Linked DNA regions of Homo sapiens: region 2 is linked to region 1. Evidence: read pairs that join two places in POLR2A ChIA-PET (ENCODE). Cell type or tissue: PC-9. All regions are shown on one strand.

Region 1 (5,000 bases):
TGTAATTATTGTGGCATTAAAACTTGTGTGAGATTTGACTTAAAATTAGACTACAGACCACTATGGAGATTAATATTCCAGGTTTTGGTGCCTCTTTCGTTGAAGAATGATATTCTGAAAATTAAAACATTTATAGAATGGTTCCTTAGCCGCAAGAAGTTCCTGTATGAATTTGAGGATTCATACCTTAAAATTTCTTGACTGTATTGTTAATTTTTTATTTATTTTTAATGTGACAATTATTTTTCTCTTTTAGGTTATGGCTCATAGTTCACCCCAGAGCATTTTAGATGATGTTGCCATGGTAAGTTAGAAATTCACTATTTTTATTTCTTTTAATTTAAAAAAAGTTTTTGGTTTTTTTTGTCTTAAAATATAGATGGGGTCTCACCACGTTGCCCAGGGTAGTCTTAAATTCCTAGGCTTAAGTGATCCTCCTGCCTCAGCCTCCCAAAGTGTTGAGATTACAGGCATCAGCCACCACACCTGGCCAGAAATGCACTATTATTAATATTTTAATTAACATCTATATAAACTCACTTTTGAATTTGATTCACTTCCTGCCTGTCTTTGTTCCAGAATCTTTTTTAGGCCTGAATTAAAACTTGAGTAATCCCAGTACTTGGGAGGCTGAGGCGGGTGGATCACAAGGTCAAGAGATCGAGACCATCCTGGCCAGCATGGTGAAACCCCGTCTCTATGAAAAATACAAAAATTAGCTGTGCGTGGTGGCGTGTGCCTATAGTCCCAGCTACTCGGGGAGTCTGAGGCAGGAGAATCACTTGAACCTGTGAGGTGGAGGTTGCAGTGAGCCGAGATCATGCCATTGCACTCCAGCCTGGTGACAGAGTGAGACCCCATCTCTAAATAAATAAATAAGGCTTCATTCTTTTCCACCAGTTCCATTCATGTTTTCCCTATGCCCAGCACAATGTGCTAGAAGCATAAAAGTAGAACAAATGACCTGTAGTAGCAGAGAGATAGGTATACAGGTACTGGAACCTTGATGTACTTGTTTGAATTAGATATGTAGAAAGGATAATGGAGGTAGAGGAGATAGAACATCTGATGGCATTGATAGCAGTTAGGTTAAGCATCACAAGGATTACTACAGGAACTGATACGTGTGTGTGTGTGTGTGTGTGTGTGTGTGTGTGTGTTTTAAGTCGGATACATGTGCAGGTTTGTTACATAGGTAAACTTGTGTCATGGGGGTTTGTTGAACAGATTATTTCATCACCCAGGTGTTAAGCCTAGTACTCATTAGTTATTTTTCCTGATCCTCTCCCTCCTCCCACCCTCTGCCCTACGATAGGCCCCATTGTGTGTTGTTCCCCTCTCTTCGTTCATGTTTTTTCATCATTTAGCTCCCGCTTATAAGTGAAAACATACTGTATTTGGTTTTCTGTTCCTGTGTTAGTTTGCTAAGGATAGTGGCCTCCAGCTCCATCCATGTCCCTGTAAAGGACACTATTTCGTTTTTTATGGCCACAAGATTGTACATATGTGCTGCTTTTTGGACAGGTATCCAAACACCTGTTGTATTGACAGTAAACATCAAATCCCCGTTGCATTTAATTTGGGATTACAGTCAGTGGTAGCATGTAGTTAACACTGTGATTTTGTGAGACAAGGAAAGGAGAAGAAAATTGATGGTAAAGGTTGAGCAAGAGATTGAACTATGATCTCCAAGTTAGGAAGAGAAGAAAATAGTATCTGAATAGAGCTGGTGGTTTGAATGAATTAAGGACTAGTGGTTCCAGTGAAGTTGTGGAAGGCGAATTGTAATAAAACAACTGAAAGGAGAGGTTATGGTCAGAGTGTAGAAAGTTCAAGTCTATATGTGATAGGTCAGCCCAGACGATGGCAAGGTGCATAGTATGACTATGGGAAATTCCTGGGTATTGGGAGTCAGATTGGAGAGAAATACTGGAAATAGTTGCCAGAGCACTCATTTAAGTGGGGGGAAAGACTAGATACTTGCCAGATAGCTGCTCTTACAGTGGATAAGGTGGTGAGAGCTCATGAACGTCCATGGAGTTGTTTTTTTTTTTACCAAGAAAGAAACAGTGAAGACCCACAAGTCATTCCTGTGGAGATTAAGACATTGAGAGTGAGAGACTGCCTGAGAAGTGCCGGGGCTCTAGGAGATAGAGGAGGGTTTCTGTTAAGAGGAAAAACCTAATTTAGTTGTTGATGTGTAGTATAAAATGGAATAGCGGTCCAAAGGGCAGAGCGGGAAGACAGCAATGGGAAGATGAGTAAGGAAGGAAAAATCATCAAGCATGATATGAAATGGTAGATGACTGGGAGTACTTGCACTTGGAACTGCCACCAGAGATGTCAGGGAGGGACATCGTGGGGTTTATAGTCAAAAAGAAGGATTGTGAGGTCTAGCTGCTTTGTGTCCAGGCATTTTATGGTGTCTAAAGCCAGATAACATTCCTTTTCTGCTGCCTAGCTAGCTTGATGCAGCTGTCATTTAGAACACCTGATAAAACATTTGTGAAAACTTCATTGCCTCAGAGGAAAGGAGAAATGTGAATAGATTTCAGTCCTTGGGGCTGAATTCTGAACTTTCCTGAAGCTTCCAGCCCCGTTTTTCTTGGAGTAGAGGGTGTCGTAGTTAGGCCTGAGTGAAGACATTTTTTAAATAAAACTGTGTTCTAGCGTTTGGCCTCAGCAGAGTTCCTATCATACATAGTAAAGATTTCATGTCAGTGTTAATTTTAGATTTTTTGATCTGTTGTAATATATTGATATTTGAAGTGTATTTAGACCACTGTTTATGATTTTGTGGCTCGTTGATTAGAATGAGAGGAAACCAGTTGAGCTAGTGTTGTCAAACAGCTCTGCTAAAAAGCTCATGGGGCCTTGTAAATATTTCTTGAATAAATGAGGAGACTGAATTTTTAGCCTGAGTACTGTTTCACTCTTAACAAAAGTCTGACTTCTTTATATTATACCTTTTTCATTTTATGTAAATTAAATGAAGTTTGGTTGCATTTTGTGCCTACATCTCTCTGAAGTGTGACTCAGATGTGAATTAGTGTTACAACAGAGTTCTTCAACTAAAGTCAAATCTGGCTCATAGAAATCTGATCAAAAGTTCTTTAATTAATTATTGCTATCATTGAGAAAGTGACAGAAATTTCTTTCTTTTAATTTCTTTCTTCTTTTCTTTTTTTTTTTTTTTTTTTTTTTTTTTTTTTTTTGAGACAGAGTCTTGCTCTGTTTCCCAGGCTATATGGAGTGACAGTGGCGCGATCTTGGCTCACTGTAACCTCCACTTCTTGGGTTCAAGCAATTCTCCTGCTTCAGCCTCCCAAGTAGTTGGGATTACAGGTGCCCACCCGCACGCCTGGCTAATTTTTGTATTTTTAGTATTGACGGGTTTCACCATGTTGGCCCGGCTGGTCTCAAACTCCTGACCTCAGGTGATCTGCCTACCTAGGCCTCCCAAAGTGCTGGGATTACAGGCGTGAGCCACTGTGCCCAGTCTCTTCCCAGGTATTTATTAAGCACTTGTTATATACCAGTCAGTTGTCAGAGCACTTAACTACATACCAACTCTTTTAATTCCCACTTAGTACCTACTGCTATGGTGTGTAGCTACATCGCCTCCACTTTAGAGGTGAGGGAACTGAGGCTCAGGTTAAGTAACCCAACCAAGGACCTATCGCTAGTAAGAGGCAGCAGTGCAATTTGAACCTATGTAGCCTGACTAGAGAATTTGAACCAATGTAGTCTGACTAGAGATTGAGTACTCTAAATTCCTACCCCAAACTTCCTCTATGAAGACCTGGCAACACTAGACCACATTTCTGGAGCACAGTCATAGCTGCCCCCTTCAGAAGGGAGCAGAGTAGGCCATTTCACCTCATAGCAGCCATAATGTAGAGGGGCAGATGTGTGTATGGGATGATGGCAGGAATAGTGATGGGGACACAAGGACCCTATAACTCATAAGTAGAGAGGAAGACAATTTCCTCATCCACCACTGGAAGAAGACTTGTTACTCAGTAGTCATGTGTGCCCCGTGATGATTGTATTTGCTTATTGTGTTTACTGTATTCTGGACACTGTACTAAATACTTATATTCTCATTTAATGTTCACTTTAGTGTCACATACACAATAAATGCTAGTTAAGATGGTACGGTTGGGCTGTGCACAGCAGCTCAAACCTGTAATCCCAGCACTTTGGAAGGCCAAGGTGCGCAGATTGCTTGAGCCCAGGAGTTTGAGACCAGCCTGGGCAACATAGTGAGACCCTGTCTCTACTAAAAAGCACAAAAATGTAGCCAGGAGTAGTGGTGCACACCTGTAGTCCTAGCTACTGGTGAGGCTGATGTGGGAGTATCACTTGAGCCTGGGAGGTCAAGGCTGTAGTGCACCATGATCATGCCACTGTACTCCAGGCTGGGTGACAAGAGAGATCCTGTCTCCAGAAAAAAAAAAAAAAAGTTTGTGAGGTTGTGTTTTTGGAGATAAATGAAATTCTGTATTGTTATTATGTAATTGTATATTATTTAGTTCTTCTTAAATTACTGTGTTCTTTATGAAAAGCGTATGGTTTCCTTGGGAAGTAGTTTTGTCAGACATGTATAATTGCAGTATCTGTAAAGGTAAAATAAAAGAATAAAAGGTGGATCACAAAAATATGGTACTCTTTGTGTTTAGTAAGCCATGGAATTTTGAATGATTTTTTTTTGTTGTCGTTGTTAATTTACATTTACTATTTATTTATTTATTTAGAGACGGAGTTTTGCTCTTGTTGACCAGGCTGGAGTGCAGTGGCATGATCTTGGCTCACTGCAACCTCCGCCTCCCAGGTTCAAGCGATTCTCCTACCTCAGCCTCCCGAGTAGCTGGGATTACAGGTGCCGGCCACCATGCCCAGCTAATTTTTGTATTTTTAGTAGAGATGGGGTTTCGTCATGTTGGCCAGGCTGGTCTTGAACTCTTGACCTCTGGTGATCCACCTGCCTCAGCCTCCCA
Region 2 (5,000 bases), 56 kb after region 1:
GATCTTTATGAGCTGTATCTTGTGCTGACTTCCTATCTCATCCCGTAACTAAGAGTACCTAACCTCCTGCAAATGCAGCCCAGTAGGTCTTGGCCTTATTTTACCCAGCCCCTATTCAAGATAGAGTTGCTCTGGTCCAAACGCCTCTGACACAAGGATTTTAAAGTCTTATTAATTAAGGTAAGATAGTTCCTTGCATATGTGGTCTGAAATCACAGAAAGCTGAATTTGAAAAAGGTGCTTGGAGCTGCAGCCAGTAAACAAGTTTTCATGCAGGTGTCAGTATTTAAGGTACATCTCAAAGGATAAGTACAATTGTGTATGTTGGGATGAACAGAGAGAATGGAGCAAGCCAAGACCCAGGTAAAAGAGAGGACCTGAATGCCTTCAGTGAACAATGATAGATAATCTAGACTTTTAAACTGCATACTTCCTGTACATTGTTTTTTCTTGCTTCAGGTTTTTAGAACTCATAGTGACGGGTCTGTTGTTAATCCCAGGTCTAACCGTTACCTTGATTCTGCTGAGAATCTGATTTACTGAAAATGTTTTTCTTGTGCTTATAGAATGACAATAGAGAACGGCAGGAGCACAACGACAGACGGAGCCTTGGCCACCCTGAGCCATTATCTAATGGACGACCCCAGGGTAACTCCCGGCAGGTGGTGGAGCAAGATGAGGAAGAAGATGAGGAGCTGACATTGAAATATGGCGCCAAGCATGTGATCATGCTCTTTGTCCCTGTGACTCTCTGCATGGTGGTGGTCGTGGCTACCATTAAGTCAGTCAGCTTTTATACCCGGAAGGATGGGCAGCTGTACGTATGAGTTTTGTTTTATTATTCTCAAAGCCAGTGTGGCTTTTCTTTACAGCATGTCATCATCACCTTGAAGGCCTCTGCATTGAAGGGGCATGACTTAGCTGGAGAGCCCATCCTCTGTGATGGTCAGGAGCAGTTGAGAGAGCGAGGGGTTATTACTTCATGTTTTAAGTGGAGAAAAGGAACACTGCAGAAGTATGTTTCCTGTATGGTATTACTGGATAGGGCTGAAGTTATGCTGAATTGAACACATAAATTCTTTTCCACCTCAGGGCCATTGGGCGCCCATTGCTCTTCTGCCTAGAATATTCTTTCCTTTTCTAACTTTGGTGGATTAAATTCCTGTCATCCCCCTCCTCTTGGTGTTATATATAAAGTTTTGGTGCCGCAAAAGAAGTAGCACTCGAATATAAAATTTTCCTTTTAATTCTCAGCAAGGCAAGTTACTTCTATATAGAAGGGTGCACCCTTACAGATGGAACAATGGCAAGCGCACATTTGGACAAGGGAGGGGAAAGGGTTCTTATCCCTGACACACGTGGTCCCTGCTGCTGTGTTCTTCCCCTACTGACTAGGGTTAGACTGCACAGGCTAAACTAATTCCAATTGGCTAATTTAAAGAGAATGATGGGGTGAGTGCTTTGGCAGGAGTCAGGGAAGAGCAGGTAGCAGGTAACTGGAATGAGGGTGGAGCAGGTAATGGAAAAACATTGCTTTACGAGGAAGTTAAGTTTAAAAGTAGAAGGCAAAGAATTGAACATACTGGCGTATTAATTCTTTGAAATTTAGAACTCACATCTAACATTGGCTTAAATGTTAAATCCTCAAAGATAACATTCCTGTTTCTCCTAACACGATTAAGTCCTTCTTGGTATCTTTTCTCATAGCAACTTGTCCTTTCTCACTTGTCACAATTTGCAAATATATATTTATTTACATTGTTTATTTAATGCCTAATTTCCTTCTTTATTGCAAGGCCTGTGAGGGTACTGAGTCTCCAGGGTGAGGTGTATAATAAATGGCCAAACGAATTGTTAATTGAAAGGATGAACAACTAATTCAAGCCAGCACTCTCTAGACTCCTGGGGGGCTATCATGTGGGTTCCCTGGTGCTGCTGATGTCAGCCCTTGGCCTCCAAGAAAAATGCTTGATTCAAATGTCATCTAGTTCCATCTCTACGACTCTCATGGGGTCCAAAGAAGAGTTTTAATTGAGTTTTAGAATTTGAAGTTGTGAAGTGTCTGAAAAACTACATGGTGTTCTGAAAGCCAAACTTTTAGCCTTTTGGGAGAGCATCTAAGACAGCAGGTGAAGGGCAGGGGTTAGAACTAGAGGGATTGAAGAATATTATCCATATAGGTTAGGGTTAGGTTTGGCAACGTATTATAGAACAAACATTGGCAAGCTACAGCCACAGGCCAGATCTGTCTGCTACCTTTCCACAAAGGTGTAATAACAAAGTTATTCACAAATTTGTGAATAAACTTTCATTGGAAAGTGACCACGCTCCTTGGTTTATACATTGTCTGTGGCTGCTTTCACACTACAGTAGCACAGTTGAGTGTTTGCACTGGAGACCATATGACCCATAGAGCTTAAAATATTCAGTCTGGCTTTTTACAGAGATGTTTCTGACTTTGTTAATAGAAAATCAAAACAACTGGTTTAAATAATGCACATACTTTCTCTCTCATAGAGTAGTGCAGAGGTAGGCAGTCCAGATTAGTACGGTGGCTTCACGTTCATCAAGGACTCAATCTCCTTCTTTCTTCTTTAGCTTCTAACCTCTAGCTTACTTCAGGGTCCAGGCTGGAGCCCTAGCCTTCATTCTGACAGTAGGAAGGAGTAGGGGAGAAAAGAACATAGGACATGTCAGCAGAATTCTCTCCTTAGAAGTTCCATACACAACACATCTCCCTAGAAGTCATTGCCCTTACTTGTTCTCATAGCCATCCTAAATATAAGGGAGTCAGAAGTAAAGTCTTTTTGGCTGGGAATATTGGCACCTGGAATAAAAATGTTTTTCTGTGAATGAGAAACAAGGGGAAGATGGATATGTGACATTATCTTAAGACAACTCCAGTTGCAATTACTCTGCAGATGAGAGGCACTAATTATAAGCCATATTACCTTTCTTCTGACAACCACTTGTCAGCCCACGTGGTTTCTGTGGCAGAATCTGGTTCTATAACAAGTTCCTAATAAGCTGTAGCCAAAAAAATTTGATGAGGTATTATAATTATTTCAATATAAAGCACCCACTAGATGGAGCCAGTGTCTGCTTCACATGTTAAGTCCTTCTTTCCATATGTTAGACATTTTCTTTGAAGCAATTTTAGAGTGTAGCTGTTTTTCTCAGGTTAAAAATTCTTAGCTAGATTGGTGAGTTGGGGAAAAGTGACTTATAAGATACGAATTGAATTAAGAAAAAGAAAATTCTGTGTTGGAGGTGGTAATGTGGTTGGTGATCTCCATTAACACTGACCTAGGGCTTTTGTGTTTGTTTTATTGTAGAATCTATACCCCATTCACAGAAGATACCGAGACTGTGGGCCAGAGAGCCCTGCACTCAATTCTGAATGCTGCCATCATGATCAGTGTCATTGTTGTCATGACTATCCTCCTGGTGGTTCTGTATAAATACAGGTGCTATAAGGTGAGCATGAGACACAGATCTTTGCTTTCCACCCTGTTCTTCTTATGGTTGGGTATTCTTGTCACAGTAACTTAACTGATCTAGGAAAGAAAAAATGTTTTGTCTTCTAGAGATAAGTTAATTTTTAGTTTTCTTCCTCCTCACTGTGGAACATTCAAAAAATACAAAAAGGAAGCCAGGTGCATGTGTAATGCCAGGCTCAGAGGCTGAGGCAGGAGGATCACTTGGGCCCAGGAGTTCACAAGCAGCTTGGGCAACGTAGCAAGACCCTGCCTCTATTAAAGAAAACAAAAAACAAATATTGGAAGTATTTTATATGCATGGAATCTATATGTCATGAAAAAATTAGTGTAAAATATATATATTATGATTAGTTATCAAGATTTAGTGATAATTTATGTTATTTTGGATTTCAATGCCTTTTTAGGCCATTGTCTCAAAAAATAAAAGCAGAAAACAAAAAAAGTTGTAACTGAAAAATAAACATTTCCATATAATAGCACAATCTAAGTGGGTTTTTGTTTGTTTGTTTGTTTGTTGAAGCAGGGCCTTGCCCTGTCACCCAGGCTGGAGTGAAGTGCAGTGGCACGATTTTGGCTCACTGCAGACTCAACCCACCAGTTTCAAGCGATTCTCCTGCCTCTGCCTCCCAAATAGCTGGGATTACAGGTGTGTGCCACCACACTCGGCTAATTTTTGTATTTTTAGTAGAGACAGGGTTTCACCATGTTGACCACACTGGTCTCGAACTCCTGGCCTCAAGTGATCTGCCCACCTTGGTCTCCCAAAGTGCTGGGATTACAGGCATGAGCCACTGCGCCCGGCCCTAAGTGGTTTTAATATTTTGATTGACAGTATACTGAAGAAATATACTCTAAGACCTTTATGAATCTCCTCATTCACAAATAACACTGTAGGATATAATGGTCCCTATAAAATACGGTATAACTAAAATCAGATTTTTATATTGGAGTACAGAACAATAAAGCCATCTTCAGATGCTGGTATTAAACTCACTGGTGACTGGTCACACCTTGCCTAAACTGGTAGCCACCATGCATCCTCTCACCATCTCCACTGTACTACTTCCTTCCTTGGGAAGTCGGGCGCTGGGAGGTTGTACAGGAAAGATACAGACCCACCCTTCTCAGCCTCTCCTCCCCTAGCTCGCTCTTTTGCCAAAGTGACCTACTGCTGAGTTTCAAAGTGACCTACTGCTGAGTTTCAGCCAACTAGCACGTTTCAGATTCATACCTTAGAAAAAATTACACATTATCACAAGTCATGCACCTTTTAAGGTCATTTTCAAATAATAGAAATTATAAGTGTTCGGCCAGGCATGGTGGCTCATGCCTGTAATCCCAGCACTTTGGGAGGCCAAGGCAGGAGGATTGCTTGAGGTCAGGAGTTTTTTTTGTTTTTTTGTTTTTTTCCCCGAGACGAAGTCTCGCTCTTGTCCCGCAGGCTGGAGTGTGACAGCGCGATCTTGGCTCACTGCAAGCTGTGCCTCCTGGGTTCAAGCG

Evidence for each region. ChIA-PET counts read pairs that join two places held together with the same protein. Peaks named below come from ENCODE experiments on the same cell type or tissue, not always from the same donor. Only the 100,000 strongest peaks of a DNase experiment are listed, where the experiment ranks them.
Region 2: POLR2A ChIA-PET joins it to region 1 with 10 read pairs; 3 of 35 experiments call an interaction of 5 or more read pairs at or near these places.

The regions. Positions count from the first base shown.
Region 1 is chr14:73,114,030-73,119,029 of GRCh38, forward strand. It overlaps RBM25 (RNA binding motif protein 25), which reads left to right. Exons shown (of 19, transcript NM_021239.3): 18 at 257-304. Among named protein-coding and RNA genes, the nearest start is that of PSEN1, 20 kb to the right of the region's middle. In PC-9, no CTCF peak of the experiment used is centred here; no DNase peak of the experiment used is centred here; H3K27ac peaks cover 545 bases.
Region 2 is chr14:73,170,231-73,175,230 of GRCh38, forward strand. PSEN1 (presenilin 1) reads left to right here. Exons shown (of 12, transcript NM_000021.4): 4 at 567-817; 5 at 3,336-3,477. Among named protein-coding and RNA genes, the nearest start is that of PSEN1, 36 kb to the left of the region's middle. RefSeq lists enhancers at 1-23, 296-874. In PC-9, a CTCF peak has its summit at 3,087 (motif pointing right); no DNase peak of the experiment used is centred here.